Linked DNA regions of Mus musculus: regions 1, 2 and 4 are each linked to region 3. Evidence: chromatin loops called from intact Hi-C (ENCODE). Cell type or tissue: left cerebral cortex. All regions are shown on one strand.

The links. A loop is a pair of places that touch in the nucleus more often than their neighbours do. Peaks named below come from ENCODE experiments on the same cell type or tissue, not always from the same donor. Only the 100,000 strongest peaks of a DNase experiment are listed, where the experiment ranks them.
Region 1: a loop joins it to region 3, with 2.7 times the contacts of the local background. A loop is called at or near these places in 6 of 42 quality-filtered maps.
Region 2: a loop joins it to region 3, with 5 times the contacts of the local background. A loop is called at or near these places in 27 of 42 quality-filtered maps.
Region 4: a loop joins it to region 3, with 2.2 times the contacts of the local background. A loop is called at or near these places in 3 of 42 quality-filtered maps.

The regions. Positions count from the first base shown.
Region 1 is chr13:42,571,635-42,579,634 of GRCm38, reverse strand. No RefSeq gene overlaps it. Among named protein-coding and RNA genes, the nearest start is that of Phactr1, 110 kb to the left of the region's middle. In left cerebral cortex, CTCF peaks have their summits at 2,310 (motif pointing right) and 3,731 (motif pointing left); a DNase peak (open chromatin) is centred at 3,726.
Region 2 is chr13:42,619,467-42,627,466 of GRCm38, reverse strand. No RefSeq gene overlaps it. Among named protein-coding and RNA genes, the nearest start is that of Phactr1, 57 kb to the left of the region's middle. In left cerebral cortex, a CTCF peak has its summit at 3,814 (motif pointing left); DNase peaks (open chromatin) are centred at 3,792, 6,270 and 7,390; H3K27ac peaks cover 364 bases.
Region 3 is chr13:42,787,806-42,795,805 of GRCm38, reverse strand. All of the region lies in intron 3 of Phactr1 (phosphatase and actin regulator 1), which reads right to left. Among named protein-coding and RNA genes, the nearest start is that of Phactr1, 110 kb to the right of the region's middle. In left cerebral cortex, CTCF peaks have their summits at 989 (motif pointing right), 3,317 (motif pointing right) and 6,368 (motif pointing right); DNase peaks (open chromatin) are centred at 3,346, 6,430 and 7,553; H3K27ac peaks cover 1,122 bases.
Region 4 is chr13:42,676,796-42,684,795 of GRCm38, reverse strand. Phactr1 (phosphatase and actin regulator 1) reads right to left here and starts at 3,997. Exons shown (of 14, transcript NM_001302635.1): 1 at 3,870-3,997; 2 at 1,996-2,146. The coding sequence starts at 2,098. In left cerebral cortex, no CTCF peak of the experiment used is centred here; DNase peaks (open chromatin) are centred at 2,721, 3,303, 4,011, 4,238 and 3 more places; H3K4me3 peaks cover 4,564 bases; H3K27ac peaks cover 4,929 bases.

The DNA.
Region 1 (8,000 bases), 220 kb after region 3:
GTGGGAGGGAATGGGACTGTAGCTATGTTGGATGTCGAGAGAAGGATAGAAGTGGCAGACACACAGAAGAAAGACCAAACAAAAATTGCTGTTTGCTGGCACTAAGAAATAAGAGAAGACAAACTTTAACACAAGTAAAATCACTTGAGCAAAGGAATGGAGGAGGAGGTCTGACCTGGGTATCACAATGTTTAAGGCAGAGAAAGTCCAGAGAAGACATCTAGAAGAGAAAGACTAATAAAGAGTTGATATATAGAGATGAGACTATTTGAAGGTGAGAAATGTTTCATTAACATCACATGGGGTAGGGAGCACGAGGAGGCTGAGGACTGAGGGGGAGTTTATTGATTCATCATGGACTAGATGATAAAAACCGATCTTAGGACAAGCAAGGGGAAGATAGCATATTATTTTAATGAAAGGGTGTGTGCGTATGTATGCATGCCTGTGTATATGTCTGTCTGTGTGTGCATGTGTGAGCATGTGTGGCCGCATGTGGAGGTGATTGGGTATGTGTGTGAGTGTGTACATGTATTTGATCTTCCAAATGGAGAAGAGCTAAGCTTTCACACTAAATCCAGTGAGCAGAGGTCTTCACACTAAATCTGATCGATATGCAAAAGAGGATGGAGATAAAGACCATAAGTTTTGAGTGAGGTTGGAAGGGTCTGGATATGTGTGGTTGAAGAGAGGAGGGGCGAAGGCCCTCTCCTGGGAGCCAAGAAGTGAGGTGGGGAAGACAGCAATAAACTGAATATTTCCATGCCTCTTTCTTCTGAGGAATACAAAGTAGTTTGTCTCTGGTCGGTGAGTAGCTGCAGGGTGGTGTTGAATGGTTCAAAGATCAAACTGTGGTGTTTGTCACTCTGGAGAACTGCAGGGACCGTGTGGGGGTCCATTTGAGTTGGAAATCATTAATGGCCATGTGTTGCCCCAGGCTACGGCATCTCTTGTGAGTCCTTGCTTATTCTTCAAAGTTCATTTTGGCCACGTTTTATTGGACTCTGCAATCTGTGATAGAAGCTATCCCAATATTTTACCAATGTTTTGAATCTCTAGACTTGAATGGTTAGAGTATATAACATACTTGATAAATGCTTGTCCCAGGGATGGAATACCATAATCTAATTTCTAGAGGAAATCCAAGGCTAATTTAAGTAAAAAAATTAAGCCACTGAAATTAGTTTCCCCTTCTTTTGTATATTCTTTTCAACCTGGTTTCTGCCTCTGGCCATCTTTGCTATCTATTTTTACTATCTTTCTCCCATGTCTACCAGCAATTGCCTCCATCTTTGAAACAGTCATTTTACCTGGTACGGTGATACACAGCTAAAATCTTAGGTCTTGAGTTCAAGGCCAGCCTGTGCCTCTCTAGTGAACCCTAAGCTAGCCAGGGCTCCATACTGAGACTCTGCTTTAAAAAGAGTCAAAGAGTTGTCTTTGCTCTCAGCTAGGCTGTCATTTCCTACCGGAGCATGGCCCCCATCACCAATCTAATGGCCACAGCACTTACAGCATCTCTGTTAATCCCTTCATCTAGCTTCTCAAGGAGAAAGCCAGATTTTCCTTCCTGGGAATCAGCTGACTTTGCCCACTATTTGGGAAGGAAATGAGGCCTTGGCATGCTTCTTTAGTACATACCAAGTACATACATGCATTTGATGGGCATCCATGGTGCAAGGCACAAATTACATACTTCTTTTCCTGACTGCACAGTAAACCTCCACTTTGTGGCAGAGCCTTTGTTTCTTATCCCTACTGGAGCTGGTGTTGACAGGAGAGATTCGTGAGGATTCTCTACAGTTCTGTTACATTTATTATCATCAGCACTGAGCCAATATTCCTTTGCTTTTAAATACCCATGGGAAGTCTAACACCCAGTGATGACATTCTGCCTTTGTGGGCTTATACCAACAGGATGAGAGGAACCACCTACCCAGAACAAAGACATCTTAAATCAAGAGCAAAGCTAAGGCAACAGTGGAATTTCTAGGGGCCACCAGAGTAGGTTTCTTTCTGCCTATGCTTAGGTTCAGCAAGTCATTCTGCAGGGCTCGTCCCTGGATATGCTGCAACGTTATTGAATAACGCTGGGTGGTTCTTCTAGCATTTGGAAAGGTGACCATCTCAGAACCAGAGAGTTAATTTTTCCTTAGAAGCCAAGTCATTCTTTTTCTGTTGTTCATGAATAAACTAAATGACATCCTTTGAAACATTTTTTAAAAAAGATTTATTTTTGTCATATGTATGTGACTACACTGGAGCTGGTGTTGACAGGAGAGATTCATGAGGATTCATGAGCTGTCTTTGGACACACCAGAAGGGGGCATCGGATCCCTTTCCAGATGGTTGTGAGCCACCATGTGGTTGCTGGGAATTGAACTCAGGACCTCTGGAAGAGCAGTCAGTGCTCTTAACCACTGAGCCATCTCTCCAGCCCAAATGACGTCCTTTGGCATACTTAGGAGTTCCTGGTGCCAAAACAGAGAACGTTCATTCTATCTATCCTTCTAAGTCAATTTTTTTTTCAAATACCTTTATCTTGGTGAGTCCACCATTTATCTTTTAGGAAATCTATGGGAACTGGCAAGTACCCAGGCTGGGTGTGCTTGAAGGATGCTGAAACCTGCTCACTTGAAGCTTCCTTCCCTAAGACCTTCCCACCCAGATCCATCTTTCCCTTTGTCGGATCCACAGAGATGGTACAGCTGGTTTTTAATCTGATCTTACCCAGGGCTATTCACCCACCAATAAAAGTGAACAGCCACCCTCCCCTATACCACCTGTTCTTCGGTTGTTAGAGGGTCCTTTGCTTCTTTTGCTTCTGTTTAAGTTTTTCTTTTCTCTCTTTCCCTCACAAACCAGTATCCATCAGAAGGCTATGCCCAAATTAAGATTTTGAAGAAAAGAAAGGAGGAGAAGGAAGAGGAAAAGGAGGAGGGGGGAGAGGAGGAGGAGGAGGGAGGAGGGGGAGGGGGAGGAAGAGGAGGGAGGAGGAGGGAGGAGGAAGAGGAGGGGGAGGAGGAAGGAGGAGGGAGGAGGAAGAGGAGGAGGGGGAGGAGGAGGAGGAGGAGGAGGAGGAGGAGGAGGAGGAGGAGGAGGAGGAGGAGGAGGAGGAGGCTGCAGCAGCTCCAGCAGCCGCTCAGGAGCACAGGCTCCATATCCTATGGTCTTGTGTTTAGGATAAGGTTTTAAGAAACAATGATTTCTGAGCTGAAACCACGTGTAGAAGAAACAACCTCAGGAGAATTTTGTGAAAATTGCAACATGCTTGGGATGATTGGGCTTTAACTTTGTGTGATCATCAGTCCTAAAAATAGTTTATTTTCTCTTGCTAATACCGTTAGAGAACGCTGATAAAGTCAGCTGAGAGGGTCGAAAGAGGGAAGCTCATAAATCACAGCATTCCACTAATTCAAAAAGCCACAAACTCGCATATTGGGAAATAGCAAAAATTACAGGCCACAAATTCAGTGGTATGAAAGGATAGGAAGTTTCTTACGGAAATCTGCCTGGTCTCTACCTAAATCAACTCTGTAAAATACTAGTTCGCATATACCATAAATTCATCTAGTGTGAAAAAAAAGAAAAGAAAGGCGAGGGAAAGCCCAGGCTTGTTCTCCAGAGTCAAAGCAGCAGGGCTGGAGACTGCCTCTGTACAGAAATGTCTGTCAAGACTGGCTGTGGAATTTGAAGCCTGAAGGAGAAGCGCAAGCATCTGTAGTTCCAGCGCCCCCTACTGGCGATAGGAGGTGGCGACAGGAGAATCCACAGAAGCTCACAGCCAACTAGCTGCATGAAGAGAACCCAAGTCAAACAAGGTGGAAAGTTGATATCAGACACCCAGAAGCTGTCCTCTGACCTACACATGAACACTCGCGCACACTCACACGTACCACTCACGCAAAAAAGTTTAACAGTAACAATGATAATGATAATGGCCCACCAAAAATCTACCCATAGAACTTTGCTCCAAGCGAGAGACTGGGGCGGGGCTTCCTCCGCTTAGGGATGCCTAAGAGGACTAGGAGCCTCCTGCCCCAGATTTGTGATGCTCTCAGTCTTGGTCTGATAAGGTGTCTGCAGTGGGTAGTGGTTAATGCAGAGGCCTTAAGTGTCAGAGTGCTGAGTGTAAATGGATATCAGTGCTTAGCCACGGATTGACCATCTCTATGGCTCTTCACCTCTGCCCACCAAGGCAGAGACAGAATGGAAGTTGGGGGTGAGAGAGCCAAACCGTGGGGAAGAGTGCTGTCTGTGGACATGTGTTTCTGATGCACAGGCAAACTCACAGGAGCTAAAGATACTACATAAGACCTATCCAGGACCAAGCCAGTTCCATCTTGGATAGGGGAGAAAGTACTGAGACCCCACCCCTAGCTGAGAAACGTTTGTCCAGAGCATCTCAGCAAATACTCTGTTTCTTCAGGCTGAGGTAAAAGGCGGAGACTACACTTTCAAACTATTTCTTCTAAAGGCATATGTTTAAAAGCCTGAACTCTGAAAAGCATAGAGGCATTCCACCTTGCTTCTGATGCCTGCTCCTTTGGGGTCCTCAGAGAGCACTGCATTTTAGCACCTAGAAAGAACTTCAAATAGAGTAAAAATATAATACAAGAAAAAGTATTGTTAAAAGTGTGATGTATCCAAGAGAGCCAATAAAACATTTACACGTGGTGGTTTACAAAACAGCAATTAAAAAATAGAGTATTGCCAGCGTTTTTGAAATCACCCTTCGTTCCTGTAAAGCTCAGCAGTGCAGTCCATCCTCTGCATCATTAGAGCCAGCTACTGTCTTTAATTTCCTGTGCAGTTTCTACTCTGAACCAGTTTTACTTTACAGGTTCACTCACCCCCTATCCTGTGTGTGTGTGTGTGTGTGTGTGTGTGTGTGTGTGTGTGTGTGTTTGTGAGAAAGAGAGATAGAGAGAGACAGAGAGACAGAGAGACAGAGAGACAGAGAGAGACAGAGACAGACAAAGAGACAGAGAGACAGAGTAAGACAGAGGGGGGGGGGACAAGCAAGCTGCTTTGGGGAGTCAGCTGACACTTTCATGTAATAAGTAGAGAGAGCTGTCATTCTTTCTTGGATGAGAACAGGCTGTTCTTTTAGGGGGAAAAACACCTAATAAACTATGATGTGTTTTTCAAATATTTAACCAGGGAGAACATCAACACGTGTATAAGGGAAGACATTTAGGAGGAAACCCAGCGCTAGAATTCCACTCCTCGCCCCTTTGTGCCCCACTTCCTCCTATTTTGTGGTCAACACTCTATTATGCAGAGCCTCCTTGAACCACTAATGTTCTAAGGAAGTGCTGAGTGACGTGGGGTTTCCCACACAGGGCAGTCCTGCCAGCCAGGAGGTTTTGGTGGGAGAGGCATCTTGACAAAGCTGTTGTCCCTCAAAACCCTGTCCCTTTACACCATGCCCCATCTGGGGTATCCCAGGGCCCTTGCTCACTTTCTATCCTCTTGTACATTTTCAAACAAATCCTCCCCCTGGATTAAGCTTAAGATGGGACATTTAAAATCGTTTCCTACCAAACTGTCGACAAGGCAAAGAAATAAAGGGATTTGATGGTCTCTGAAAAGGAAGCAGACAGTGAGTGCAGTTGGTTGGTGTGAATTAACTCATTTGTGTTCTATAAGGGACTTAAATGTAAGCAGGAAGAATGACAGTCAGCTGGTATCCTGCATCCCCATCACTCGGTTTTAGAAACAGAACTTCATAGACAGGATTAGTGAAACTTCATAGATTTTGATGGCTGCATGTATTGATGTCTGCTCCAGAGGTAACCAATGGCGTGTGTTTTAGGTCCTTCCGTCTCTGGCTTTCTTTTATAACACACAGATGCAGTCTAAGTCCAACTTACCTTTTGACTTGGGTGGGAATTTATATACACGAAATCCTCCTTACAGTTGTGCTTTCTAAAGCTTCTTTTCTTTTGACCCAAACTCTCCTTCAGGTGTCGCCTTATATCAACTCACCTATACACAATCTTTGGTATTATGTGGTATCCCTTTGTACAGATTAACGTCTTCCACTTCTTATAGACATCCCATTGTTCTGAGCATAAGATTACCTCAGAGAGAGTGCACAGGAGGGTTCAGATGGAAATCTGGGGGTAGATTTTTTTCCCTGTTACACATACTCAAGATTCTTAGATGATAAGCTCAAGCTTGCTAGGTCCTATTCTTTGAATATTCAAAATTCTGGGGAGTCCAAACCTGTTTGCCAAAGTTTTGAACATATATAGGCTCCCGCCAGTCGTCACTCAGCAACCTCAGGACATGAGCTGAAGCCTGGCGCTTTGCTGTTTTGAGTCTGGGGAGTGTGGATTGGAGCCCTCACAGTCCTGCCTACATACATTTCTCTCTTCCTTGAAGAAGATAAGCATCTTTGTGTTCTGAGCCGTGCATCTCTTTCCTTGTCTTTGTAATTCTTTCTGGGGACTTTTTGCTGATTTGTGTGTGTGTGTGTATGTGTGTGTGTGTGTGTGTGTGTGTGTGTGTGTGTGTGTAGCTTTTTCTCCTTTTCTTTAACTTCTTGAATTTAATTCATTGAAACTCATTAATTACAAGAGGCCTAGGGATAGGCAAGTATTTTAGCTTATGTGTATTTTATTTGCATCTGTACATTGTAATATACTATAACCCCATGTTCTTGCTTCGTAGGATATTATTTCACTCTCCTAATGGACCTTACTTGTGTCCTCCATTTTAAAATCATTGCGGTTCTTCAGCATTTCATTTCTAGGTAGGTATTTTTCCCTTGTGGTTTTGTGGTTTGGGCTTCCATATTTATGTTTTCAATTTCTGAGTTCAATGCTTGAAGCATTTAGTGTAAAGAGAGAGTATAATCAAAGGTTTGAAATTGTAGATGTGACATGTATGTGTGTATATATGCATATATGTAAGTATATATATGTATATACACAAACATGAGATATGGTATTATATATATGTGTGTGTGTATATATGTACACACACACACACACAATATCTTATTTTTATTTTTATGGACCTCAAACCCTACCGCTGTGATAAGTCAAGTTTCTACTCTCTGTGGATTTCTTCCTATGTTTCATTTCTTTCACTCTAGCTTTATTTATCAATGCGCAACATCATCTTATTAATATGTTTTTTACTATAATTTTATACGAAGCCTCTATGCCTAAGGGACAACTTATTCTTGTTTTTCTTACTTTCCAGCTATCCATTACTCTTTATTCTTTCAAATAAGTTTCAAAATCACCTTCCTTATGTCCCATGAAGTCTTGTTGGAGACAGAACTGCAATGGCATTACCTTGCAGGCTCCTTTGAGAAGAGCCCAAGTATTATACAGGTACTGTTACTGAAGTATACGACATAGTTTCCATTAGCTGAGTCCTTTCCTAAGCGAAAGAAGTTTTCTGTATTCTTTATATATGCCTTGTGGCTATTTGGTTAGATTTTTATTAATGCACTTTATATAATTGATCATTTTGCAAAATAAACATGCTAAATTGCCCTTCCTCTTTGAGTTTATTTTTGACAACTTCACACACGTCTAACATACCTGCTCATCATTAACACCCCTCCATCCCCCTCTCATTCTTAATTGGTCCACTCCTCCAAATCCCTTTGCTACAATCATGGCTTGGTTTGTGGTCTGTTTTTTGGGTTTCCTTGTTGGGTGTTGTCGTCGTCGTCATCATCGTCATCGTCGTCATTATTGTTGTTGCTGTTTTTGTTGTTTTGAGATCCCCTGAGCATTCACCAGGTCATCTCTGCGATCGAGGGCCTGGCAGGACGCTCCTTCATGGATTTATCTGAGTGTTTCTGCTATGTAGAAAAGTAACACACTCTGATAACTGATTTACCATTAGTCCTTACTTTGAAATGGAACAATTGCTGATGTCTCGAATTTTCACTGTAGATAATGTTATCTCTTCACAATGAGAAGCTGAGACCGGGAATACAGTGTAATATTAGAATTTCACCTAGCTTTCGAGAG
Region 2 (8,000 bases), 170 kb after region 3:
TGAAGCTGTCATTATTTATTCCTTCTGGGAGTGGGATAAAACCATCAGAAATAAGTTCATCACTCTTTAATGATATGATTTATTCATATATGAAGTGACTTGGAAGTTTTATTCTGAAGGGTTCACTCAAGAATAATTACAGCATATATTCACTCTAAAGTTTTTACGTAAAACTAGCCAGGACCTCTTTTTATTTAAAAAATATTAGAAACAGCACAATTTTCTACGAGCAGCTTACAAAATTATTAAAAACAATAAAAGGAACGAACTATCGGCATATGTATTATGTTCAAGCTTCAAAAAAACATGCCAAAGGAAAGAAGATAAGATGATTTAAATGAATTTTCATGAAAATTTAGAAATATCTGGAATGACCTCCAGTGGCAAGATGGTGAGAAATGGTGGCTGGGATGAAAGGTACACACACGTGACTATAAACACTCAAGCGTGATACATGTTCAAATCCATATTTGAAGAAATTATTAATGTAATCCAACTTCATTTTTTCACAGCAAAGTAGTAGGGTATCTTTCCTGCTGTTTGTGAGATTCTTAGAAAATGGTTGGGAGATAAGTAAGGCCCTACCCAAGAATATCCATTCAGACCATAAGCCTGGTTCATAGCTATTTTAATAACATATCTCTATTTAAAAGGAATTCTGCCCCAATGCCTACAACCTCCCCAGAAAATGGAGTGAATTGTGCTAGAAGTGTTGCTTCTCAGCTGGTGTGAGGATTCAGCCAGATTCCAGAGTGAGGTTCCCAAGTTCCCATTCTTTCCCTGTCTTCCCAATTTGTTTTATTCATTTTTAGAGAATTTTGTACAATGTGATTCAAACACATCCACTCCTTCCTTAACTCTTCCCAGACATAATCCCTCTTTCCCCTCCACCCAACGTTGTATCTCTCCACCCTTTTTTAACCCACCAATACCGATTTGATCTGCCCAAGAATTCTGGGATGTGTGGCTTCCATTGAAGTATGGTTGACTTACTGGAACTGCATTCTTAGGGAAAGCTGACTCTCTCTCTGGGGACTGGGTTTCATACTCAACTCCCCTGTCCATGCTAGAGTTTGGTCTAACTAGAGTTTGTGCTGGTATTGTATAGGCTTTATGCACGCTGTCACAACCACTGTGGGTTCTTATGTGCAGCTGAGCTGCTGTGTTCAGAAGGCACTGTTTCATTTCAGTTATCAACTCTGGCTCTTACACTTTTTCCACCCCCTCTTCCACAATGATTCCTGAGCATTGGGAGGGGGCATGTGGTAGATATGTTTCGTTTAGAGTTAAGTGTTCTGCTGTTTCTGATTTTCTGCATCTTGACCACTTGTGAGGGTCTGCTTTGGTCACCATCTACAACAAAAAGACGTTACTCTGTTAGAGGTTAGGAAATGAATTAATCTATGGGTCTAATGATAAGTCACCAGATGTAATTTTAATATCATGTCCATTTATCAAAGTAATAACAGTAGTTTCTCCCTTAGGGCCTATGACCCATCTAGCTATAACTCCAGGGCTTTTACTAGTGCTGGTGTGGGTTTCATCTTGTGAAGTGGAACTTAAATCCTATCAGAACATGGTTGGTAACTCTCATGATGTTTTTGCCACTACTGCACCAGTGGGCAAATCTTGCCAAGTCAGTCATTTTGTAGCTCATTCTCTTCACAGTATGGAAAGATAGATGATATTTTCCCCTCTAGAAGCTTCCTTAGAGTCTTCTAACACTATGAGAAACATCAGGGATGAAGCTTTAGGGTCAACACGAGTTTGAGTTCTACATCTTACTGTCAAGTTCTGGAGGCAACCAAGAGCATTGGCGATAGCCTGCACCGTTTGGGGTCTATGGGAGCTTACAGGCCAGTAACGCCCAAAGCAACCCATTCCTGGCACTGGGTTCTTGCTTGTTAGCCTATAGTGTCTAGTGGGGACATTTTTGTAAAGCTGTACAGCTATAGCTATGTATATATGGACTATACATGCACATATAGAAGCTCTACAGTATCAGGCTTCCTTTTCAAAAGGGTTTTGGCGTTACTTATCCCTCCCCAATTTTCCTTTCTTTACTTTTCCCTCCTCATCTCGACTTAAGCATTTCTGTTTCCCTTTAGCCCTTTATACCAGTGATTTCAATTTCCTCTCCTAGAAGGCCTTCCCACTACCCCTCAGTAATTTCCTCCCTTCTATGCATACTTCAAATGAAGCACACATATCTGACGTTTCAAAGCTAACACCCACAAATGAGGGAAAACATGAGACCTTTGTCTTTCTGGTTCTGGTTTACCTCACTCAGAATAATGGTTTCTCATACTAAATGTGAGAACAATAATGAATGAATTAGGTTGTCCTATAGTCAGAGAAAACAGGCATCAAAAGTAAGATTTTATATATGTGTGTGTGTGTGTGTGTGTGTGTGTGTGTGTGTGTATATATATATATATATATATACACACACACATACATATATATATACATATATGTGTGTATACATATGTATATATATACATAATCATATAAAACAATATATATGTAAAATCTCATGTTTATTTACTGTGTGTAAGTTTTTGCTTGGCTAAATGATGATTTTTCACATATATATGTATATATATGAAAATGATATATATGTATCCTTTGTATTTTGAATAATATACAGATAAATATTATTTGTCAAAGCAAATAATATTGCTATCATGTTCTTTCTATAAATTGTAAAACTTCTTCCTAGTGTGGATAAATATTTCTGCCATGTATCTGGGTTTACCTTGACCCTTGCTGCATTGTAACTATCATACCTATCACTGCCAATACTGACCTACTCTTTCTTAATTTGAGCAAAGGTCATTTTAATGTGTATTTGCTTTATAATCAATTAAATTCAATATTTCATTAACTATATCTATAGTTGTGTCTCTATAAATTTCACTCCTGTTCCTTTGAGCATTTTTATTGTTAGGCTTTTTGATTACACACACACACACACACACACACACACACACGTTTTACAAGACACGGTTTCTCTGTTTATAGCCCTGGCTGTCCTGGATGCATGTGCTACCATACCCTGAATGACTTTTATTATTTTTAACAAACTTATGCAAACTCTCTCTTCCTTTCTTGCTCTCTTATTCTCTCTCAAATAGCTACCTCAATTGGTTCATATTTATTTTAATAAAACTTTTGACTTATCTTGATATTTTCTATGTTTAGCCCTTTTTTATGTCTGTATTGTCATTTTTCTGTCTTTTAACTTGGATCCGTCTTTGAAAATGAGAGGAAAAAAAGTCCTTAAACATGAGTTGAAATTTTTGTCTTGTGGGCACAACAGTCCCAGGTAGTTCCATCCATGGCTACATGGAGGGGGGGAAAAGCATGGGACCTAGCAAGGAAAACAGAGAACAGCACCTGCCCAAGGCTTGAATAACAATTTAATACATTTACAAATAAGAAATAAAAGAGTCCAAGACAATGTTCTGATACACACCATCTTTGGAGACAAAGAGCAACGGGGGAGGTGCGAGGAAACCTTTAACTGTGTGATTTGAAATCAGGTCCACAGAGATCCACATGGACAGGATAATGTTCCTCTGGTCTGACACATGGACCTTCGCATAAGGATATCTGGGCATCGTTTACATGACTTTCTCAAAACACTGACTCCGAATCACAATGAACCCAAACCTTGGGGATTATTAGGCAAAGTGTTAAATATAGTTAGAATAAGGTGGACAGAGTGCTATCATCCCAAGGCTCAGCTGCTTAAGAGATTTATGTGACCACAGAGATCTTTGTCATCTGTATGTGAGCTCCGCCTGCTGGCCACAATGAAATAAAGTGACCCTGGAAGAGTGTTTTAAAGAGAACCATTAATTCATGCATAGGATGGCATAACTTTTAAAATAATTGGGCTTTGTAGAAGTTACATAATGACAACTATACACTATAAAAAGAGGCTCATTTTCTTTTAAATCGTCTTGTGATGCATTTTAAGAATGACTTTTCTAAATGAAATAAGGATGGAGAAAAGTTATTCTCATTTGTGTTTGTAAGAGTACAGACTAATTTAATCTTAAAATGTGTATCTTGGCAATCTGTAGCCAACATTAAATTCGACACCCAAATCTCACTCTCAGTAATATGAAACAGGTGATCACAAAAAAGCAAAGTGAGGCATAAGAGGATTTGAGAATCAGTGTATTTATGGAAAAAAGGAAAAGAAAAAAACAAAGCAGAAAAAGCAGAAAGCCAAATTTCTTCCATGATGAAGAAACTGTTAAGAGTATAAAGTAGGGACAGATTCATTATGAACCCTGAAAAGGATATATATGTTTTATGCATTACTATGAGAAGGTATGTGACTTAGCTTTCATTTTGTGAAAAATATGAGAGACATAACATTGAGGAGGAAAAATTATTGTGGTTTATAGTTTTAGACATTTCAGATATGATGACTGACTCCGCTCTTTCTGGGCATGTAGTGAAATCGAACATGCGAACATCATGGAGAAAGGCAGGGCAGAGTAGAATGGCTCTTGATGGCCAGGAAGAAGAGCGAGGTCAACAGGAAGGACCAAGGGCCAAGGCTGACTCTCCCAGAGCACATGTTTAGGGACTTGCTTTCCACACATAGGCTCTAAATGCTTCAGTCCCACAACCTTCTAACAGGTATTCATTCTTTCTACCTAACAATGTAGTCCAACATTGATAGGACCAGAGCACTCCTGTTCTAACTGTCTGGAAATTACCTCACGGATACACTTAGAAGTATGCTTGCTAATATCCTAAGTGCCCAACATGACAATCAAGTTGGTAATCACATTTACCCATACCAGAGAGTACCCATGAGAAGTTGGTAGGTTGGGCTGTTATAAGGCATAGAATGCCTGGCTTCAAGCAGTGTCTTATACACTGTGGGATTTGAAATTAGATGCTTTGTTTCAAATGCTTTGAGTCACTACATCCTAACATGCATGCCAACTTGGCCAAGGTGAATCTCCTCTTCTTTTCTCTAAACTGGATGAGGTAACAATAACTTCTTTGTAAAGTTTCTTTAAAATTAACAAGACATTCAAATAAATCACAGACACACAGCCCACTTTAAATCAACTCTTGAGTTTCTGTAACTGTGTGCATTCACATTTATGTTCCCATCTATGGACAGATGGATTTCTGTATGCTTATTCTAAAATGACAATGCTTATCCTATGGAGTTGGGCTTAAAGATAATTTTCAGATTGTCTTTATATCATATGTGTGCAGGTAAATATATTTCAAATTTTGAATATGTATCTCTCACACACAAGGCAATGAAGTATCTTTTTTGTTTGTTTGGATTTTATTTTTGTTTGTTTGTTTTTGTTTTTTGGGATGGTTTCTCTGTATAGCCTTGGCTGTCTTGGAACTCACTCTGTAGACCAAGCTGGCCTTGAACTCAGAAATCTGCTTGTCTTTGCCTCTCAAGTGCTGGGATTAAAGGCATGCGCCACCACTGCCTGAAGTGTCTTTTGCTGTAGAAATGCTAGGACATTAGCAAGATCCCTTTTGAACAATAAAAAGAACCAAAACTTAGATTTTAACACTGTTCTTAGATCTTCTCTCCTTTTGGTCAGGTGGCCTCCTATTTGCTGAAAGTCACCAATAAAGCAGGAACTGAAGAGATTCATGTCAAGACCTGATTTCTCTAGCATGAAACATCTAAAAATCTGGGAAAACAGACTGAATTCTCCAAAACAATGCATTTCTTATAATCTTCATGATACAAACAAGAGTAAGATGTGCATCAGGAATGTCAGGTAGTCAAACCAATGACCAGGAATCTGATCTTATGAAAGAGCACGCTGTTCTCTTGTCATGAGTCATCATGGAAAGAGATAAAGGGAAAGAGAGCGGGGCCATGATGAAATTGCTTTAGTGCAGTTCACAAAGTTACGTCTGTGCATCCCTCCGGTTCTATTTTATGATATTCTTTAAGCAAATCTAACATTGCCTTACATACTGGAGTGGCCACAGGTAGCTTTTTTGATAGGGTCCCCCTTTCTAAAATGTTTCTGTCCTCACAACCAAAGTAGTGTGCTCATAACACCATCTTATGAGTAAGAGCCCCAGTTAGGTTCATTTGATTATTAAAGACCATGGTAGATATGGACCCCTGGCTATGTGCAAAACTTCATTTTGTTTTAGATCAAGACAAGCCTTTTCATTGTCTGTGTCAGAGGACAGGATGACATATTACTGTGATCATTGAATGTATTTATTCAACTCCCTTTGATATAATCAACTTGAAACTTGTAAACTAAAAAAAGGTGCCTGAGACTTTCTTCACCATCTGGACGACTTGCAAAGATGTGCTGTTACCCTAGATTGGTGGAAGGGACAGAAGTGCCCTAGACAATTCATCCTGCATAGAGGTTCCCCTGGGGATGAGGGAGAGAGAACCTAATAGAATGTGTCTAGTATCCAAAACCTCTGAGAAACAAGCGCTAGAGACCAGCATTGCCTTCTTGGTAGAATGTGACATCAGTTGAACTACTTTATGGCCATGAACTGAACAGCAACTTACATGCTATCACCAGTTAATTTATACTTTCTGATTAATTATATTGTGAAAAAAATTAAATTTTATAACAGGGCTGAATCAAAGGACTATCATATAACATACAGGATTCTCCAAGAAAGTTGACTCTTAGGTGGGTAATGAATATTCCTTTGGTGTAAGTTTGTCATAAATATTGTATGAATATTTTTGCATACAAATATTTTTAAGTGGCTGTTTTCAAATTCAACTGAATATTGCAGATATTTGTCAACATATACATTATTAATGAGCATTAATAATGCTGATTTAATAATTATTAATGCTGAGCATTAATAATCTTGATTTTTGCTTGCCATGGTTACTGAAGGAAGATGTAGCAATGTAGCGACCCCATGCAGAGTTCCCTACTCTTCCATATCCATAACTGAAGGTAGAATGATGCAGACAAAATTTTCCATGGGTACTACCTTTAGGTCAGCTTTGATTTCACAACCAGGAGTCAGCACTGACCAAATGATACTTTGTAGTTATTTTGCAAAGCAAACCACAGCCTTGAAGAATTGTTAACAAGACACAAACAGATCTCAGGAGCTCAACTTAACAGTCACAGACAACAAGCCAACCTGAGCAGCCAGGGCTTGCTTCTGAGAGCATGAGTGGGTTATAAGTCTTGAAAAAGGATTCTTGAAGGCTAAGCTATATGAAATGTGTGTGTTTGTGGATAAACCATGGTTAGAACCTGGAATCTTTAGTGCTTCAGCATGGTATATAAAACTTCTCAAAAAAGAATTCAAGTAACCACGTTACTCAAAAATAGCTCTCCTCAAGAGACACGGGGAAGGAGGCTCGTGGCTTCGACTGTATTCTCACTATGGCTTGGGATTTGCATACATGACCCAAAATAACCAGTCATGAAGTTCTAAAATCAGAGTTGCATATGTAGAGATTTAACACACAAGCATTCAGAAGAAAACCATGATGTATGGGATGAATACCCTGTAACCTGAAGACATAAAAGCTTGGAAGTAGCACAAAGAGTTTTCTTAAAAATCAAATGAGAGAAAGAGAGAGAGAGCGAGCAGACAAAGAAAACAAGGGAACTGGAAGTTGAGTCACATGAGAGGACATGAGCAGGTCACATGAAGAGGTCACATGGGCAGACATGAGTAGGTCACATGAGAGGATCTGAGCAGGTCACATGAACAGGTCACGTGGGCAGGTCACATGGGCAGACATGAGCTGGTCACATGGGCAGATATGAGTAGCTCACATGGGGTGGACATGAGAGCACATGTGCAGACATGAGCAGGTTTCATGAGAGGACATGAGCAGGTCATATGGGCAGACATGAGAGTACACAGGCAGAGATGAGCAGGTCTCATGAGAGGACATGGGCAGGTCACATGAGAAGACATGAACAGGTCACATCCAAGGAAATGGGTTGTCAGGCATGTGACTCTCTTCATAAGGG
Region 3 (8,000 bases):
TTTTTCATTTGTTTGCACAGATTTACTGTTGTTCTTTGAGTTAATTGTTCCGGCCTTTACAGTATCATTACCAATGCCAAATCACCACCTAACCAAGTGAGTCAAACACTGACAGAAAAGAGGGTTGACAGATTCTATGTGGGCGCCAAGAAGTATTTTCTACAACTGAGGGTCAAGAGCTTGTGGCATCCAGGCTTCTGAGTGACATCTTTTTGGTATTTAGTTGAGCTCATTAATAATAGATAAGGTTGTTTGGTTTATAAATAGAGGGGCACTGATGTCTTCTCATGTATGTATTATCTATGGGTTTCTTTTTGTTGCTGGGGGAGTGTGTTGAATTGGGGTCCCACTATAATCACAGGCTAGCTTTAAAATCCTACCATGTAGCCCAGGTTGGCCTACTGTGCTGACAGGGTGGCTTTAAAGTCATACCATGTAGCCCAGGCTGGCCCACTGTGGCTTTAAAATCATACCATGTAGCCCAGGCTGGCCTACTGTGCTGACAGGCTGGCTTTAAAATCATACCATGTAGCCCAGGCTGGCCTACTGTGCTGACAGGCTGGCTTTAAAAATCATACCATGTAGCCCAGGCTGGCCCCAAGCTTGTCATCCTTCAGCCTTAGCTTCCCTAGTAGTGAGATCATGCATGCACAAGGATTACAGTTGTTTGTCATTCATCATGCCCCCCTTGTATGAATATAGTGGTTATACATATTTGTGTGCTATATGTATGTTTGTGCATGGATATATATGATGTTAAAGGTGATAGCACTTTTGAAGTTTATTCTTTTAAAATTTTGTCTTTACTCTCTTTTTATCTGTATGTGGGTGTGGCATGCATGTGAAAGCTTGTGGAATCTTGAGGCTGATGTTGATATCTTCCTTGTTTTTTTTCCACCTTATTCTTTCTTCTTCTTTTATTTTTTTTTAAGATTTATTTATTTTATGTATTTGAGTACACTGTAGCTGTCTTCTGACAAACCAGAAGAGGGCGTCAGATCCCACCACAGATGACTGTGAATTGAACTCAGGATCTTTGGAAGAGCAGTCAGTGTTCTTAACCACTGAGCCATCTCTCCAGCCCCTCCACCTTATTCTTTGAGGTTAGGCTTCTCAACCAAATCCAGAGCTCACAGATATGGGTAGGCTCTCTAGCTAGCTAACTCCAGGGATCCCTGCCTCTGTTTTCTAAGGTTGGAATTTCAGGCAAGTCACAAAACTTATTGGCATGTTCTGGGTCCTGGGGCTCCAAACTGCTTCAACTATTGAATGGGCAAGAGCTTCAATGGCTGACTGCTATGTATCAGTTTCCTCTGAAATGAAACATTCCTCTTCTTTTTGGGGTGAAGCAGTGTGTATGTGTGCGTGCACATGTGTGTGTGCATGTATGTGTGTGCATGTGTGAGCACATGTGTGTGCAATGTATGTGCACATGTGTGTGTGCATGTGAGTGCATGTATGTGTGCATGTGTGAGCACATGTGTGTGCATGTGTATGTGTGTTTTGTCTCCCTGAGAAAAGTCTCACACGACACTGCCTCATCTGCACGTGAGCTGCAAAAGCATCTTTCCCTCCACACACTGTGCAGAGATAGCACACGCCCCCGCTCATGAACTATTAAATATGACATTAGTAAATATGACTGTATCGGATGTGGAATTATCTACAACTCAAAGACCTTGCAGAAACATGTAATACTTACTCTTGATAATTATTTTGAAAAAAAAAACCCACAGGAAGTTATGTGGTGTACAGACCACGGCCAATTGTCACATGTTCTCTACAGCCACTGAGGAGAAGCTATGTGGGGCCTTACCTACTAAGTGAAGGGGGTGCCATTATAACTTTTTGTATTTTCATCTATTTTGATATTTTCAGAGTTTCTATAAGGTTGGTATTATTTGAAAAAGTCAGCGACCAAAAAAGTGACTAAAAAGTCCAATGACATTTTCATACTAACTTAAAAATTAGTTTAAAAATAAAAATAGAAAAATGCTCTTTCTGAGCCACAGATTCCCACCTTGCCTATGACAACTGTGGTCTCCATTTGGATACTTGGTTTTCTAATTAAGATTTTTAATTTTACAGCAGTTAAGATTAAATTCTCCTCTGTGAAAACTTACTAACGACTCATCCAGGGAACATTATGGCCCCAAAATGTCCAAGCGATACACAGGGCTCAATGTATGCTAGGCATTTAATGGGGGGGGGAGGGCTGGACCCTTCCAAAGAGAAAGGAGGGGTCCTCTATTCTATAATGTTCACAGTCAGTATTTCTTTATTCTTATTTTTTATGGCTTCAGAGTAAGCTCCGTCCCCTTGACTTTCCTTGCTTCTGCTACAAGGGAATCACACTACAGTCAGGGACAAGGTAGAGGCGGGGGACATACTTTCAGCAGGTATGTGATGTCTGCTCATAATTAGTTCGCTTTCAAGGAGATGTTAAGGGCAATGAGACCCCTCTTTTAAACAAAGAAGTCAAGGCTATTCTTGCGGAATCCTAGAAAGTGTTGCCTTCTGGTCAGACTAATCATCCGTTTAAAGGAATAAGATAACGTCTATTTATTCCAGGGACACACGTGGGCCATGCCATATCAGAGTCCACAAAAGGAACTTAATATAGGACAGAGGTCTGCTGTTCAGACCTGGGAAACTAACCTCCCTGACTATCTCCATCTCGGAACTTTGGGGGGTGGAGGGGTGGGAGATTAAACAATACATAATAGCGTATAGATGATAATAATCTCAGTACACTGGACCATTCAGTCTCAGCACGGAACAGAAACGGTGATCCCCTAGGGGCAGTACCTGCTGCACTGTGGATGATAAATGACAGACTGTCAGCATTAAGAGGGGTTTTGCACAATGGCGTCTTTGCATCCTTCTCGTTTTTTCCCCCCTTCTTGCAAAAGAACAAGTGAGCGCCTGGCAGTGGAGACCGGAAGGCACAGGAGCGAGGGAGCGGGGTTATGACATGGGGCGGCTTTTACGCTCCAGGAGGTCCGATGGAGAAGAGAGACTAAAATAACTTATAGCATTTCCTCACTTTCCCTCTCCTAGATCGTGCAAAGATTTATAAAATCATGCGAAGATTTATAAGCACAGCAAGCACGTAATTACACTGTAAATAAAACAGAAGCCCCAGTATTTATAAATACAGACGCAAGTGTACATAGATATATGTGCAAACACGTACATCGTTGTGGGGTTTTTTCCCCAAAAATATTTTTATAAGAGGAGAAATGAATGAAGTCGTCTTGTCCTGTTTATGCTTGCCGTTCCCCTGAGGCTGTCTGTTGAGGCTATTACTTGTTTTTACCACTAGAGGGCGACACATCATGGTGCACTCTGTGCTCTCAGTAGCTTTTACTGTCTTGATTTCTAAGTCTTCCTCCCGCTCCCTAGTGATATCCCCTGCTGCCTAGTTTCTCTATCTCACCATCTCTCTATCTTTTATTTATTTTTCTTTTACTACTCAAACATTTGTTGAAACACTGCAAACACTGCCGGCTTTTGAAGGTGAGTGCCCCATCTAGTCGCTATCGGCATTCTACCGTGGAGCATTTACATGCGTTAATAACAACTATCAATTGCTGGACACCTCTCGAGAGCTTTGCCTCTGTGCCGTTTAGGTGTAGAACAATCTTCAAGACTAGCACATCTTCAGGGATTGCAAGACCTGTGTGCCTACCTAGCTCTGTTATCCTTGCTTGGCACAGTGACGTTGAGGCTTCAGTGGGATTTCAGACTTCACTTTAATGAGAGAAAATGGAAATTTAGAGATGGTTAAAAAAAATACATGGTCACAGCTTACCTTATTTCTTCTTCATTCCAAAGAAAGGAAAGGTTTTTGTGACCATATATAACATTTTAAGCTAAAATATCAGTTTGACTCTTTTTTTTTTTTTCAATTGTCTGCAAAGTGACATTCCCAGTAGGGAGAGCATTTCCCTAACATCTCCTTCCCTTAATGCAAGTATCTCTGAGGACCTGTAAACTCAGTTGCCAGTGTGTCCGTCTGAAGTGTTGGCTTATCATGTCTCATTTAAAGAATCAATGGTTTCTAAGCAACTAACTGGCTTGTTTTTCAGTGTCAAAAGAAATAGGCATTTGTAGGTAAGTCAGTCTTTTTGTCTATATACCTATCCCCCCCCCACACGTACATGGGTCTACATATGTGCACATATGGGTCTACATATGTTCATATGTGCACATAGATGATAGTTCCACTTTCTTGGCTTCTGCTACTTCCCCGACACCACAGCTTCTTCAAAAGGCTCTGTGACTCGCTATCTCTATCTCTTCTCCCCCCCCGGATGTCATAAGTTGGCATTGAAATGGACAGCAACAAGAGAGCTGTGGTCTGTTATCCAAATGTTAGCTCAGCTCAAGTCCTTGCTGGAGTGATTGAAGTGGATTTTATTTTAATGTCTTTTCATGTTGGTTAAAATCCATTACTGTTCTACCTAGTAATGAGAAGGTTGTGACATTCTCCCAACTAGGAGAAATTTAAGAAGAGAATAGTGTCCTTGTGGGATGGTGGAGCATCTTTTGGGTATATGCCCAGGAGTGGTATAGCTGAGTTTTGAGGTAGAACTATTTCCAGTTTTTTGAGAAACTGCCCAATTGGTTTTCAAAGTGGTTTCACAAGTTTTCATTCCCTCCAGCAATGGAGGGGTGTTCTCCTTGCTCCATATCCTCTCCAGCATGTGCTATCTCTTGAGTTTTTGGTCTTAGCCATTCTGATGGGTGTAAGATGGGACCTCGTAGTTGTTTTGATTTGCCTTTCCCTGATGACTAAGGTCTTTGGATATTTCTTTAAATGCTTCTCCACTGAACCACCAACCAAAGAACATACATGAGCTGGACTTAGGTCTCCTTGTACGTATGTATGTAGCAGATGCGCAGCTTGGTCTTCATGGGGTCTGGAACAACTGGACTGGGGACTGTCCCAAAATCTGTTGTCTTTGCATGGGATATGGTCCTCTAGCTAGGCTTCTTGTCTGGCCTCAACGGGAAAAGATGCACATAGCCTCACAGAGACTTGATATACCTGGGGGGGGGGGAGCACTGGCTAAAAGGAGAAGGAGGGGTGGGGGAAGGATCATGGAAAGGGGTGACCAGGAAGGGGGGGCAGTGAATGGGATGTAAAGTGAATAAGTAAAAAAAAGAAAGAAAGAAAGAAAGAAGGAGGAGCTAGAGAAAGTACCCAAGGAGCTAAAGGGGTCTGCAATCCTATAGATGGAACAACAATATGAACTAACCAGTACCCCCAGAGCTCATGTCTCTAGCTGCATATGTAGCAGAAGATGGCCTAGTCGTCCATCATTGGGAAGTGAGGCCCCTTAGTCTTGCAAACTTTATATGCCCCAATACAGGGGAACGCCAGGGCCAAGAAGTGGGAGTGGATGGGTAGGGGAGTTGGGGGGGGAGTATGGGGGACTTTCAGGATAGCATTTGAAATGTAAATGAAGAAAATACCTAATAAAAAATTGGAAAAAATATTACTCTCAGGAAACAAAGTATTGTGTCAGCTCTAAAAGAAGATACTTGTATCATAGGACATGTACCCTAAATCCTTCTACCTTCTAACAAAAAATCTTCAAAAAAGTATCTAACTTAGCTAGTGTACCAAGATGGTGTAGGATTTCTTTCTTTGGTGCTAGAGACCCGAGGCACAGTTGAGAAAATCGGGACAAGTTCTAGGAGTATTTCTTTATTTTAAGAAGAATCGTGTTTGGATCCCTCAAATAACTAAGAGCTATGACTAGCTCAATTAAGTGATAATATCAGTAGATAAGGACATACTCAGGTGCTAATGATCCATACAAAAGGCGTGCCTGGTGCAGCAAGGTAATTATCAAAGTGAATTTCAGCATGCAGTTGAAATGCTCACAACACTCTCTGGCCAACTCCATTTAATTATCTAAATATGGTCCTTATGTGTTAAACATCATTTCTGGTCTTTGTTGGCTGCACAGGTACAGTAAACATTGCCATATTATATTACTCTTCCTAAGATTTCTCGCTGAGCATGATGGGGATTTGGTCTTAACCTAACATCACCATCCTCAAATGCATCCTTGCTTCCCTCGTGCTACAGAAAAGCAAAAAACCTGACGTCTGAGGTTCAACTTATTTAGATCACGTTTTTCTTGCAAGGGATTGAGAGATTCCTTCCATTTCAAACTTGATCAGTCTTCCAGAACGCAACAATTACAAGTTAGTAACCCTTGGAAAGTCCCTTAATGTAGCTATTGTAGAGACAGTTTTTTTGTTTTTTTCTGTTTGTTTGTTTTTTAATTGTATGTGTAAGGGTGCTTTGCCTGCATATATGGCTGGGTATCATTTTTGTGCAGTGCCCACGGAAGCCAGAAGAGGGCGTTGCATGCCCTGGAGTTAGAGCTACAGACAATTGTAAGTCCCCATGTGGATAGAGGGAATGGAACCTTCTGGAAGAGCAGTACACACACACACACACACACGCACGCACGCACGCACGCACGCACGCACGCGCGGAGAATCAGTATGTTATAGTTCAGGAATGCCCCTCACAAAACATATTTATTAAAGGCTTGTTTCTCAACCTGGAGATCTGGCAAGGAGGCTAGAGGGAAGACTTCCTGTACACTTTCCCTGCAGAAGCACAAAGCAAGAAGGTCAACAGGTCTGAGTGAAAATAAGTACTCTCTCCCTTTAGGTTGATCATCTCAGGATTTTGGGAGAGGGATAAAACGCTATGAACTATGATGTGGATGTGAAGAACTATATCTGAGAGCTCGCCACACTGCCTAGGGCCCAATAGACAGTAAAGAACCCGTTAACTCTTTAGGACTCACTGTCACTCCCTCAGGTGTATCTTGTGAGCCCCTGCTCACAGTGTCACTCTAATGAATTCAATGTTCTCACGTAAGTCATAGAGCTCAATGCTCATCGGAGTTCATTATCTTGTCCAGCAACATACGTCCACCTTAAAGTAGGACGATGATATTTTGTGATTGGTTTGCCTTTTGCCTTGGTAGATGATAGTGGGCTGGATAAAGGGCCACTCTGTTTTCTTCAAAAGAACTGAGAAAAGCTAAGGACTCTGTTCCCATTCCTTTCATGACCTCGGAATAAGTGAGAATAAGAAATGGCTTTAAGGAGTTCTTTGCCCCCACTCCCATCCCCAGAGAAAGGCTTGCTAGCACAATTAATTCTTGAAAGGATTTTAGAGATGTTAAATTATTAATGAGGGGGATCTCGCTTTCTGAGAAGTCTTAATCTCTGCAATGAAAAGACAGGTATAATTAAAAAGCATATAATTCATGGCTCTGGCAATAATATTGGGGAATATTTCAATTATTGCTTCTAGAAATGGACCCCAAAGTTAAATTAAGCCTTCCCACCTCCTGGATTTGTGATATCTCTGTATATTATTATTTATGGTACTTGTTCTATAAATTTAGCAAAGACGGCAGCAACCAGTATGTGAAGATGTCCCTTCACCTTCCGATTGTCAGAGGCGCTCTGTACGCACATTCAGTCTGTCATCTCCCTTGCTAGACAGATGCTGTTGGCTTCCAGTAACAGTGGAAGAAAGACTATTCTGGTAGTTCTCCCAAGCCCAGGGACTGCAGCTTAGCTCCTGCCGGAGACTTGTGGCATCCTCTAACCCCTCAAAAGATCGGTATAGCTGATAGCATAACCCTAAACCAGGCTCCCAATTTTGCAGGTTTGTTGCTGTTTGTTTGGTTTTTCTGTTGTTTTTAAGATCCACAAAACTGTGACACTAGACAAAAGCAGAAAAATTGCCTGAACAATGGAACATGGACTGTGTTGTTTCTTCATATATCTAGAAATGAAAAGTAGAAAGAAAAAAAAAAAGAGGCAGCGTCTGCAGAGGAGGAAGAAAGGCGGTTTGCATGCAGAGGCGGCTTGCATATCCTATGCTTTCAGACCCTGCTCAGTACCAGGTAAGCCCGGCGGCCTCCTAATGTTTCTAGAATCCATGCTGAAAC
Region 4 (8,000 bases), 110 kb after region 3:
ATGATGCACAGTGTCTTATGCTGAAGATGTTGTTTTAAGAATTTTAAAGACCTCGACTCATTAATGTGCTTAACAACTTAGAGATCTGTCACCGTTATCATTTTGCAAAGGACTGTATGAATTGACTTTTAAATACGGGTCCCTAGATAGGTGTGCTGGCTCTGTCACTCCTGTTTAGCTGCAGATCTCGAAAACATCTAGATTTCTGATTTGAGGACCCCCGGCCTCCCTAATGTTTGGGGAGCCCACTGAACCCTGCCAATCTAGGATTCCTGGAATGGAAATCAGCATCCTCCTCACCCGCAGGCACACGTGACCCCAAGGAGAAGCCATCGCGTATGCTGCCACCTCCCATGTGTTTCCCAGTTATTCCAGCTCTGGAGTCTACACCACCGTCACTGCTGGTGACAATTCTGACCACTCCACCCCCAGCTCCATCTGCTGCAGCTACCAGGCTGCCTTGTAATCTTCAAGCCTCCCACACACCCTGCCCGCTTCCCTCCCATAAAAGCCAAGAGTCCATCATCCTCAAGAAAAAGTGAATAGAGATCTTTAGCCCCCATGGTGAACTACTGCTTCCTTTCTTGATCTGCAGCATAGCTGGAAGAGCCTGTCATGGAGTAAGACTCAGAAACGGAATGCACTGGGGCAGAGGTAGCCATGTATAAAGTCAGGTGCTATGTGGGGTGGAAGCCTCTCTCTTCTCCCCTCTCTTCCAGCTCCATATCTTCTAGCCATCTAGCTACTTGTAGACCCAGAACAAGCTGGAGGTGTTAACTAGCCTCTGTCCCTTCTTCTCAGGAACCTTCTTAGACCTCCTGAAGTGACAGACAGTAGCAATGCTGCCTCTCTCCTCTTAGAGGGTTGGAATTAGCCATGGTATCACTTTTGCCAAAATCAAACTATGCTGCTGAGCCTGCAGACCTAAACAAATCCTGCAGATAATATCCAGCCTCTCTTGACTTTAAGAGCATAGGCTCATACCCAGAAAATGGAAGCAAGAGGCTTGAAAGCACTCAAGGTTACCAAGAGCCACAAGCAACACAAACAATTCATAAGAACACTTGAGAAAACCCCCCGGGGGGTGTTGTTATTATCAGTGCCCAAGATGAGCTTCCCATCATGCCCAAGGTGGAAGATGCCAGGATTCTAATGTATCTCCTTCATAGCTCTGTTTCATGACTTTCCCGAATTCAACTACCTTCCTATTTAAACAGGACCATTGTCCACCTTTTCGATGTGTTCTCTGGGATACAGCCATAATCAAGTCATCTGACTGGATATCTTAAACATTTCATGAAAAACACAAATTATGATTTAAACAAAAAAGAAAAAAGAAAAAACTCTCCTACCCATCAATTTGACAAAACCATTTAAATTCTTTGGCCACCTTAACAATGGCAAATGTTCTAAATGGAACCTGGACAGAAGAGCAAGCATGTTAGAGCTTAATCAATTACCTTGAACTAGGTAATGAAAGCACACAGTCTGCCTTACTTTCACAGAAGTGGATGGAAGTCCTTGAATGTGCACTGAGGATTCTTTAGAAAGCAACTGAGCTCATTGAGACCAGATAAGACAGCTACACAAGTGGCCCACTTATCTCAGAAGCCCATAATCCAGTCAGATGGTACTCAGCTAGGTCAGGGTGCCCTGAGATCGCCACAAGTGTAATAGTTGCCTGCCTAACAATTTCCAGGTGGGAAAGCATCCCTCAGTCCTCTTGGGCATAAGCTACCGACACAAGCAGTTGGGAATCATTTGCTAACAAAGCTCTCAGAGATAGGCACCCAACACTTGTTTACACCTCCAGGACTATAGATTTCTCTAGTCAGTTCTGGAATTCTGGCAGCACTTTGGTAAATGTTATCAAGTTGGGAATGTTAGTGAATGAAGTTTCAAGACAGAGCTCTTTCAAGCTGTTGGAACTGATGTTGCACTGTTTGCAGCAAAGCAGCCTGAGGGTGAGGCCCCCCCCTCTTCTCCCTTTGTTACCTTGAGCTCCTTGACTGTAGAAGAACCTCTGCGCCGACTCCACATCCAAGAGTCTGTGAGCAGACTCAACGTCCAGAAAATAATCCATTTTGGGATAATCCATCTTCAATGTTCAGAACAGGATTTTGAGAGAAGGCAATCACTTAGCTCTCTATAAAGGGGGAAGGGGAGAAAGACACAGTATTTCAGGATGTCAAGTATGTGTATTCCTTAATTTAAATGAGAGTACGCCATTATCATATTCCAACATTTGACTGACATTTCTAATGTCAAAGCCCCCACTGCCAGAGACTTTGTATTGCATGAGAAGATCCAACCTTTAGTTAACACCAATTTAAAATAATATATTCTGCCTGCAAAAATTAAAATGATTCACGTTAAAGAGGAATAACATACTGTTCTTTCCTTGCTGTATATTATCTGACAAAAGGTATACTTTTAAATTCATGTACCTCTAGTTTTTAAAAGTCTGCCCGATAAAAGGCATTGGAAAGTATCACCCTACCTGCAAGTTGCTCTTCAATTGATCCAGGGGTGTCTGGTGTCCCCTCTAGTAGAAAGCATCCCCTGGGAATCCGATCCTCCTCTCATAGACACTTTGCAATATAGGCTGGCTTGTTTGCTGTACAAGTGCCTTGAATTCCTTAGTCTTCAGCCATTCCCTTCAGCACATTCTATACAGTGCTACTGGCTCATCTGCCCATGCCCGGTATAGGCTGTTTTTGATACAGAACCGTGGTTCGTGCAGCAGCGGCAAACATCACAGCCTTGCCGTGTTTCCTATAGCATGCACTAGCCTGGCATGAAAACCAGCCAGCCCCTTCTCACGGAGCCCATGCAGTTACCCCTGATACTGGCACAGAAGATCTATCTCTATTTCTGCACTATTATATTTCAAAGGAGGAACAAGAGGAAGTCTTTAAAAATCAGATTCTGAAGGCTAAAGCAATCACTTGCTTCCTAAGTCTGCACACTCTCATCTGAGAAACCAAGTCTGATAAGAGGAAACTTTAAAAAAAAAAAATAGCCAAAGGTACCCCAACAGCAAAGAATACTTACTGTAAAAACATGTAAAACCAAGGGCCGTCGATAGAACAAATGAGCAGTTTCAACCAGCTGCCTTCGATCTTATTAAATATTCCCAGCGAAAGTAAACAGTTTTGATTATCTGATTAGATCAGTGATGAATAATGTATTCTGTCCACTGGACTTTCTCTATCAGATAAAATGGCCAGAACAGGTTACCTTAGCAACCGAAGGTGACGCCAGTTCCAGCCTCTCCACGCCCTCCTCTGCGAAGGAAGGAAATTACCACTTTCCCATGTAAAACTTTGGCAGGGAACCATCAAAATCTACATGAAGATTTTGCATCATCCAGGGCCATTCACAGTCTACTCTCCCACCTCTTAAAGCGGAGATCTCACCGGTTATTTAAAAATCAGAATTTCTGCTTTAATAATCTATTTTTGCGATCTCAAATCCCAGTCTGCTTTGCAGTAAGAACAAAATACATGGTAAATGATTAAACAGTGGGGAGGTCTGTAGTGTTTAGACCATGTTGGAGCACCTGTCTCTATCTTTCTGCTGAATGGGGTAGGGTGATGGAGAAAGGCTATTTAACTGGCAATATAGTATGTTCAGTGAACATTCCCATTATAATTAATACACAAAAACAGTCACCGGCACCTAGGCTGAAAATAACTCTTTCCTTCTGTCCCTAGAAACAGCTTAAAAGCTGTCTGAAATTTCCCATATTTTGAAAGCCGCATTATAACGCAGACCCTCTGGGAGACAACCCCTACCTAGCCCACCCAAGGCAACACAGCCAGAAAGACGCACGAAGGGAAGAATTCTCAAAGTTAGGGGATACTCACCAGCACTTGTGCCCCCTTCAACAGGACGCTGTCAGTGAGCGGCGGGCAAGCTGAGCAGGGCTGCTGAGCCTGTGAGCCCAAATGAACAGCTTCTAATTTTCCCTTCAATCTCCAGTCAAGAGCACTGGGTGGAGGGGAATGATGGATCTGTCGGGTTTTATATTGTGATGAAATGCCCCCTCCCCCCAAAGCCGGGATCTAAGTGGGGCCGCTCTTTAGAACGCATTAGCCTGCTAATTTAAGAAAATTGAAAGGTTTTGTTTTACCGTCTTTTATGTGTTCTTTTCTGCTACCCCCTCAATTTAATTTGCATTTAAAATGATTCTCCTGTCTCCTAGGCTCTCCAAGGTGTGGAGTACTTGCTAATCCTGAAGGCTGCTCCTGGTAGGATAGGGTTTGGTGCCCTGCCATTTCCTTCTGAGCTGCCAAACAAGGTGGGCAATTAAAAGTGCGAGCTACATTCTGGAGAGAAATACAGAAGGCTTTCACTCTCCCTCTTTTTGTCTGTGCATGGTCAGATCTTCAAAATGCCCAAATGCTCTCTTCTTTCCTGAATGCAACAGATTTATTATCTCCACAGCAAAAAAGATGCTTTGGTTGTGTCCCTCACATTAGCCTGGTATGAGATCCTCTTACTGCTCCCCAGGAAGGACTTGTAAGCATGAGACTTTGAGATATGTTCTTAAAGCTGTAATGTTAATCCAGCCATGCCCCCGTATGTGTTTTCTGTAACCTTCTTCCACCTTGTATGGACCAAGCAGAAGTGATGATTAGTACAGGGTAGTGGGTAGCATCAGGATAGGATGTTAATACAAGAGAAGCCATGCTTGCTTGCAAGGACTTGGAAGGAAGATCAGACTCCTCTTGCCCATGTCCATAGCTCAGCCAGAGGACAAGTGCTAGAGAGTGACTGACAACTGACTTTGAAAATTGTCCTTTCCTTTCCCATTCTACCTTGCCTTTGGTGGGTTAAGGGGTTGTCTCCGAAAAGAGAAATCAGGGAATGCCTTGCTGACTATCTTGTGGGTCAATAATAGGGTGGGCTCTCCCCTTCCATCAGAGAAAACCGGGTACCAAGTTAGTGCTATAGAGAGATCAGCCTCGTGGGAGACCTAAATGTAATGATCAATCAGAAAGGCCTTGTAGAGAAGGCAGCTTGGTCTCTGAATGTGCAAAGCTTTGCTCAGACCCCAGGCCTTTGAGCTTTAAGGTTGCATTGCTATTCAGCCCTCAATAGAGACAGGTGAACACTTGACATTTACAAGAAGAGAAAGCTGTCTTCTGGTTCTTTTCACTTACAGTAGGGTGTGGGCGACAGGTTCTAACCCTCTATTGTGCTTCTACTGGAATTATAATGACTCATAGGTGACAGAGAGAGACACAGGGGGAGGGGGAGTGGAGAGAGAAAGGAGAGAAACAGAGAGAAAGGGGAGAAAGGGAGATTAAGTTGAAAAACATCAGATACTCTGTTAAGTGCAAATGAGCCTGGGATGGAAGATGATGCTAAATAGGACATTTGAAAAATAGATTGTGTTCCTGGAACTGAGAGTGGGTTTGGAATTCAATAATTTCTGGAGTCCTGACCAAGGAAAGGAAACTTGAGTTGCTTTATAAAATGCTGGGGCTGGGGAGATGATTCCGTGGGTAGAGCGCTTGCTGTGCAAGCATTCGGACCCCGAGGTTGAATCATCAGTGTCTTCATAAAAGTCAGATAGGCTAAGGCATGTCTGGAGTGCCAGTGTTCCTAAAGTGAGATGTAAAGTGGAGGAGACATGAGACTCCCTGGACTCTGTAGAGCAGCTAGCCTGGTACACACAGCAGCAAATGACAAAAGGACCCTGCTTCAAACTTCGCCTGGAGTTGTCTCTTAGCCCCCATTTATATTCTCTCTCTCACTCTCTCTCTTTCTCTCTCTCTCTCTTCATCTCTCCTTCCCTCCCAAGTAATGAAAGCGATGTGAAAAGGCTATGATTTTTCTTAAATGGTAAGATTTTAACTTTTAAAAAGCAATGATTTGGGAAGGAAAAGACATTCACAAAAGGGACTTCATTTTACAAAATAATCATTATATTTTCAAAGTATAATCGGACCACTTTCTAAAATTGACTTCCCTCCTTCTTTCTTTTTGAGGCAGGTCCCCCCCCCACCCCCCCGTGTAGCTCTGGCTGTCCTGGAACTTGCTTTGTCAAGACTGAGGTGACCTTCAACTGGAAAATCCACCTGCTTCTGTCTCCCAGGTGCTGGGATTAAAAGCATGTGACACCTTGCCCTGCTCTGAAATAGAATTTGAAAGTTGATGATTTCATTCTTTGAGGAGACTAGATTATATACAAGAACATTCATGTTGTGAAGTTATCACTTAACTACTGATGTTCATATGGTGCAAGGACCTGAGCAAACTAGACAAACACTCTACTAGAGAGTTGTGTCCCTAGATCTTGATTTATTGAGCTGTGTAGTTCAGGCTAGCTTGGGACCCTGTGTAGTCAAGGTTGACTATGAGCTCCATATAGCTTAGTCTGGACTTGAACTCATGATTCTGCTGTCCTCCTGTCTTATCCTCCAGGGTTGGGATTTTACTTGTAAAGGTGGGGAAGCATAGAAATTGTCCAAAAACAAAGTCAAGATCTGATCAGTTCAGAAGTATTTTTTTTATAACTTTTACCTATTTAAAAGTATCACTAAGTTTATTGTATGTCACCATATTGTTCTGACATACATTACAGAGTAGCTGGTGATGTCCCAGGCTAACGTTCATAAAGCACTGGACAATTTAACCAAAAGCATCTCAAGTTCAAGCGAAGTCAGACAATGTCAATATAACCATGTGACATATACATAGAAGTTAATTTATAAATCAAAAAGAAACCAAATCATATGAAAATATAAGGTTATAAGGGGGGTCAAACAATTTGGATGGGGTCCTGAAAACCTTTCTGTTTCCAGTTTGGTGGTAAGAAGATAGGTCTGCAATGTGTATAAAAAATGTAGAAGGATTGCATTGACTTGAAACAGAGATATACGCCAGAATAAATCCCAGAGAGAAGTAAAGACATTAGCGGTGTTAATTTCCCCTTGGCTCTACACTCCCTCAGTCTATTGAGGCTGTGAGACCCAGCCATTCAGAAAGAGAAGACCACGAGAAACATATTCTTCTTACACCCTCTTCTTGGTCTTTGCTGGGCTCGGGCAGGGTTTAACAGGCTTACTGTGGTTCTTCTCACAATTGTACAGTGGCCTTCTTTACTCGGTTCTCTCATTGTATCATAGAATTCTCTAGAAGACCCTGTTTAGACTCCAGGAAATTCTGACTGTTGCCTGCATGAAACCTTGGGGACATTTTCTTTGGATAATAAACCATGTATACACTTAGAAATATTAGAATATCTCTTAAAGTAAAATAACATCCTGGATGCCTTGGCAGAGTGCTTCGGTTGAGGGCCTTAGGTAAATCACTAGCTCGCTAAACAAGTATGGCTGTCACTCCCTCCAGATATGTAGGAGATTGGTTTCAGCAACCCTCATAAATTTCAGAATCTTCAAATTCTCAAGTCTTTTATATCATGTGATGAATTATTTTTATATAACCTACACACATCCTTTTGAGTACTTAAAATTTCCCAGGTAACCCATAACACCTAATACAATATACAAACTATGTGATAGTTCTTATGCATTATTGCCTAGCAATATTTGATAGCAAGAACATCCCATACATATTCAGTACAGCTACATTTTTTTACACTGGATGTTTTGATCCACAGTTTGTCAAGTATATAGATGGGCCCATGGATACATAGGTTGAATATCCATTCATTTTTATTGAGTTGACCCTCAGATAGGTACAGTTCCAAAGCAGTAGTTTGGGGAGAGGGAGATGACTCGCTAGGTAAAAGTACTCATGAGGATTGGAGTTTGGATCCTTGCTTCCCAGGCACAGTAGCCCATCTGCAATCCCAGCACGCATTACGCAGAAACGGGAGATCCCTAGAGCAAGTTGGCCATCTAGATGAGCTGATGGATGAGCTCTGGCTTCCAGTGAGAGACCTTGTCTCAGTATGTCAAATGGAGAATGTGTCCGAGAAGATTCCTGATGTCAACCTGACCGCCACACACTTGTATGGACACATA